Regions from separate parts of the Homo sapiens genome. Here region 1 is linked to region 2. The links are chromatin loops, found by intact Hi-C in ENCODE. Cell type or tissue: Calu3. All regions are shown on one strand. Links, peaks and the distances in the headings refer to the core of each region. The heading gives the core; the rest is flanking DNA.

What was found. Peaks named below come from ENCODE experiments on the same cell type or tissue, not always from the same donor. Only the 100,000 strongest peaks of a DNase experiment are listed, where the experiment ranks them.
Region 1: a loop joins it to region 2, with 2.3 times the contacts of the local background. A loop is called at or near these places in 1 of 110 quality-filtered maps.

The regions. Positions count from the first base shown.
Region 1 is chr10:58,086,052-58,088,974 of GRCh38, reverse strand. No RefSeq gene overlaps it. Among named protein-coding and RNA genes, the nearest start is that of IPMK, 180 kb to the left of the region's middle. In Calu3, for the core only: no CTCF peak of the experiment used is centred there; no DNase peak of the experiment used is centred there.
Region 2 is chr10:58,136,515-58,139,437 of GRCh38, reverse strand. No RefSeq gene overlaps it. Among named protein-coding and RNA genes, the nearest start is that of IPMK, 130 kb to the left of the region's middle. In Calu3, for the core only: no CTCF peak of the experiment used is centred there; DNase peaks (open chromatin) are centred at 1,027, 1,357 and 2,027.

The DNA of each region.
Region 1 (2,923 bases), core at 246-2,745, 51 kb after region 2:
TTCCTTTCCTATCTGCCTTCCTTTCTTCTCTTCTCCTCTTTCCCTTCCTTTTTTTTTCTGCTTTACCTTATTAAGTACCTTATTAAGTACTCATAAGTATTTTTTCTGCTTTACCTTATTAAATACTCCATTTGTACTTAATAAAGCATGATAGCAGGCTTCTTATCTTTTTACTGACTTCAAAGTGAACACTGCTACTAGGTTATTATTCAGTTTGCTGCAGGCGTTTATTAGATACCTTTGCCATATAAAGGAATTCTTCTTGTCTACATACTTTGCTAAGAGTTTCTATTACCAATAACTGGTGCTGAATTTATTCTGCCAGCATTTCACTTGAAAAAAATTTTTGAACTTTTCTTCCAAAGCTTTTTTTTAACCCATAGTTTGCTTCTGTTCTTGGTCTTTCCATTATCTTGGAGTTGATTTCCAGATAATGTTTCTAGTTGTTTATGGTACTTTTAATAATAAGTAGATGTTTCAAAGGTTTGATGACCACAGGCCTTTTTCTACCCCTGCATGACTCTGATTCATTTTTGTATCCTATATTTACAACTCTACTTATATGTATGGATAAAATTCAAGTGCCCTTGTCAACTTTTTGCCTGATGAGAATGCTAGCAATTCAGAAGACAGAACAATAAGTTTAGGTTGTTCCTATTCATTTCAAACTTACAGTAATTTAATAATTTATATTTTTATGGCATTATTAGAAAATCCTATTACCACAAAATAAACCCTCTCAATATTCAAAATACCATTTGTGCTCAGGTATCAAAAATTTATACAGTGAGCCAAAGGGTGAGTAAGGAGAGAGCCAGTTCTTTTCTTTTTTAGATTATTGTTTCTTTTGCAATAGTTGCAAATACCTCTCACTTCCTCCACTCCTGAGGCTTGCAGAGGCTTGTAGATCATAGTTGATCATTGAAGAATGTGGGTGGGGAGAGGGTTGGGGGAGAGTTGGTTAGGGGTGCTGAACCCTGTACAGTTGAAAATCTATGTATAACTTTTGACTCCTCAAAAACTTAACTATGAATAGCCTACTGTTGGCCAGAAACTTTACCAATAATAGTTGATTAACACATTTTGTATATTATATGTGTTATATATTGTATTCTTAAAGTAAGATAGAGAAATGAAATGTTATTTAAAAAATCATAGAGACTAAAAAATAAATCTTCTATTTGTTAAGTGGAAATGGATCATCATAAAGGTCTTCGTCCCTGCTGTCTTCATGTTGATGGGCTGAGAAGGAGGGGAAAGAGGAAGTGTTGGTCTTGCTGTCTCCAGGGTGGCACAGGCAGAGATGGAGGATGTGGAAGGGGAGGCAGGAGAGGCTGGCATACTAGGTGTAACTTACATTGAAAAAAAGTTCAAGGGTCAACTGTAATTGTACCTACTTAAAGGTGAGGGTGAGGGCACCCTTTCTAAAATTTCACTTGTCAGCAAAGATTGCGACAATTCTGTTTTGTCAGTTCCTGCACTGCTCCTCTCACATTGTTCTATATCTGTTAGTAAGATTTCTTAGTTAGCCAGATATCTATTGAAGTTTTCTGAGGGTAAAAAAGATAAATTTTCTTTTATAAAAAGAATTTAAAAGTTCAGGCTGGGCACGGTGGCTCACCCCTGTAATCCTAGCACTTTGGGATGCTGAGGCGGCAGAATCACCTGAGGTCAAGAGTTTGGGACCAGCCTGGCCAACATGATGAAGTCTCGTCTCTACTAAAAATACAAAAATTAGCCAGGTGTGGTGGCATGCACCTGTAATCCCAGCTATTGAAGAGGCTGAGGCAGGAGAATTGCTTGGACCTGGAGAGTGGAGATTGCAGCGAGCTGAGATTGTGCCACTTCACTCCAGCCTGGGTGAAAGAGCAAAATTCTGTCTCAATTAAAAAAAAAAAGTTCAAATCAAACCACAGTTCTAAATCTAAGGTACTGCTGCCTTGGAGTTTATGTCCAGATATTTTGGTCTGATACACAGAAGCTTCATACATGCCTGGTGCCTGGCTGGTTTACTGATCAGATGGGTGATAAGCTGCCACTGTCATTTTATGACTGAGAGCAGATTCTATCTATGTATATAAATTGGTGACTATAGGGCATTTAATTCTAAAGATTGCCTTGGGTAATAGAAATTCTCTATCTGAAAGTGTAGCCAAATCTCCACTTGTGCACTTCTGAGGTTCCACATCAAATTATTATAGCACGGAGTGTGTTGAAGCCTTCTAACAGAATAACATTAGTCCTTAGTGATTTTCCTGAGAGAAAGGGAAAATGACCACATATTCACCACTCTTCAAAATGCAGCAGTTCAAAAATGAACTGGTAAGAGAAATGGAATAGCATGGACCAAACTGAGAGTTCAGATCTCTCCCCACCCAGTACACTGACTAATACTGCTCCCATATGTTGACAATAGTTTCATTATTAATTAACTCAGCAGAGATATTCAAGTTGCTTTCCTAGCTCTATTCTTTGGTAAGTGAAGTATTATTTGAAGATATTGGAGAGTTGAGTATCCATCTTAAAGTGATTACGGAAGCAGAATCCTTGTTCCTCAACAGAGAAGCCAGGATGAGTTGATCTTATCTAGAACATGCTTATTCAAGGCCAGCAAGGTAGTAAATCATCAAGTTTGAGAACTGCTGGTGACACTGTGTATGGTAGGTCTTGCCAAATCTGGAAATCTCAATTATTGCCAGACCAATAATTGAGTCTTACGTATGCCTGCAAAGCACATGGCTGCCACTCAACAGTTTAATGGACTGTTTAGGACAAAACTTACTCTGGTAATTCATGGGCTTCAGTTTCAAGAAATCAGCAGGGAGAGAGCAGAGTTATTGTTTGCATTAGTCCATTCTCACATTGCTATGAAGAACTACCTGAGACTGGGAAATTTAAAAAGAAAAGAGGTTTAATTGGCTCA
Region 2 (2,923 bases), core at 128-2,627:
ATCAACAAATAATACTTGTACATATTCATGGGGTACATAGTGATGTTTTGATACATATAATGTATAATAATCAGATCAGGGCAATTAGCCTATTCACCACCTCAAACATTGATCATATCTATATGTGTATATCTATATCTATATCTATATCTATATCTATATCTATATCTATATCTATATCTATATCTATATCTATAAAACACTGAGGTTTGGGGTGTGAATAATCCCATCACCCAGGTAGTAAACATTGTACCGGACAGGACAGGTAATTTTTAAGACCTTTCCTTCCTCCCTCTCTCCTTTCTCTAAGTAGCTCCCAGTGTCTATTTTTCCCATCTTTATGTCCTTATCTACCCAATGTTTAGCTTGCACTTATAAGTGAGAACATGCAGTATTTGGTTTTCTGTTCCTGTGCTAATTTGCTTAGGATAATGGCCACCAGTTGCATCCATGTTGCTGCAAAGGACATGACTTCATTCTTTTTCATGTATGCCAACTTTTTGGGGAAAAAAACTAGGTAGAGAAGCAGATAGAGAAGAGAAGAAAAGGAGAAGACACGGGAGGAAAACAGAAAATGGAAATGAATAAGATAAAAACCACCTTTGAAAATTATGACAGAGGATAATGATAGCGAAAGAGGTTTGACCTAACTGACTCCATCTTATTCTAACCCCCAAGCTATCCTTGGTAATTCCTGGGCATAGGCTAAACTAACTTTGTGAGGAACTTAGTTTATAGCTTAACTTTGAAACAAAGGTGATAACAGCCCTCTCCAAAAACAAACTCTTTCCTGCCTGGGGACTAGACTGCCTTTGTAGGACTAACAAATTAGCCACAAGATTAGAAATTATGGTTTAAGAGTCAGGCAGCTGGAGGCTGCAAGATTCTGAAGCTCCCCTAATTGCTCCTGGGGTTAACATCACTATTGTAAAACCTAAGATCAGTTCTTGAGATATTTTGCGGACCCTGTACTCAGTGGATCAGCTGGCATCACCCAGGCTGATAAACTGGCTCATTTGGTCTTGTGGCCCCAACCCAGGAATTTACTCAGCATAAGAGGACAGCTTCAACTTCCTATGATTTCATCTCTGACCCGACCAATCAGCACTCCCTACTTTGCAACCCCCTACCCACCAAATTATCCTTAAAAACCCCAATCGTTGGGGTTTTTGGGGGACTGATTTGAGCCATAATAAAACTCTAGTCCGTGCAGCTGGCTCTGTGTGAATTAAACTCTTTCTCTAAGAAGGAAAGCTGTAGAAAGAAAGTCCCTTTGTGGGGTTGCCTTGGGTTTCATGTTTCTTGGCTGTGAATTATTGACTACTGGATTCTGGGACATTTGCCAAATTTTAATGGCACAATTAGGCATCGGGGTAATAGAGGTAAATTGGCAGAATCTCTCCTTCCTCTCCCTATCCCTTCAGACTCTGTGGCCGCCTTAATTGGGTCCTGGAAAATGGTCAGAAGTGAATGAAAGCAAGCCGACCACTCACAATATTTTATTAGCAACGGAACTGGATTTCACAAGGGAGAAATTCAATGTGGTATTGTGTAACATGCAGGATAAGGATGGGGGATAGACCCAACCTAGGAAGTTTAACATCTAATGAAAATCGATGACCCTCTAAATGAATTTTCAGGGTGAGAAGATAAGGCCAGGATATTGCTTTTGGAAGAATTTTATTTAAACAAACCTGAAGAGTCTACTATGTTCCTGGTACTGTGCTGAGTGTTTCCTATATAAATTGTTTCATATTTTCAAATATTTCCCCCCCTCTGTTAAAAGAAAACTTCAGACAAATTAAATTCAACACAGTTTAATTGAGCAAGGGAAAAAATAAAAACAATTTGCAAATCAGGCAGCCTCCAGATTCACAGCAGATTCAGAGAGACTCCAGGGATGCCTCATGGTCAGAGCAAATTCATAGGCAAAAAAAAGGGAAAGTGACACACAGAAATTGGAAATGCGGTACAGAAACAGCTGGATTGGTTACAGGTTGGCATTTGCCTTATTTGAACACAGTTTGAACACTCAGCAGTGTATGAGTCGTTGAAGTACGGCTGCTGGGATTGGCCAAGACTCAGCTATTGTTACAGGTGCATACTCCTAAGATAGGTTTCCAATCTTGTCTGCCTACTAAGTTAGGTTAGTTTGTCCAAAAGGACTCAAATATGGAAGTACAGAGTCCTTCTCAGGAATATTTAGTTTACTTTAACATTTCAAAGCAGTGATCTTATGCTATTGAAGACAATAGATATAAGTATCAATCCTTGGGATCAAAGTTTTTTCTACCTTTTCTTTGTTTCCCCGCATGGCCTTGAGTTATCTCTTTGGAATCTTGATTATCTTGAAGATTCTCTTAGCATGGTGTGAAGCTCATGGCCTTATAGTCACAGACCTAGGCATGGTGATATACACCTATATTTTGGCTCATACATGTGGACCTGAAGTAAATGCTTTACTAGGACACAGTGCCCACAGTTGGTAAACCTTGAACATTTGTATTCTCTTGATTGTCTGTATTTACTACATTGGTCAGCCTTAGTATTTTCCATGCAGAAATCCTTTCTTGTAACTCTTGGGGATGGTGTGTATATGTGTGTGTATATATATATGTGTGTATATATGTGTGTGTGTGTGTGTATATACGTATATATATATATACGTATATATATATACGTGTGTATATATATACGTGTGTATATATATACGTGTGTATATATATATATATATATATATATATATATATTTTTTTTTTTTCAAATTCCAGGTCCCAGAAAAAATTTCAGCTGAGAAATCAGAAACATGGAAAAAGGTATTATAGTTCTCTTGAAAGAATTAACCTTTATCAATCAACATAGAGTTGTTACTAGTTTGAAGGAATCCACTGACATCAAAAGGAAGAACAGGAAAAGCAGACAT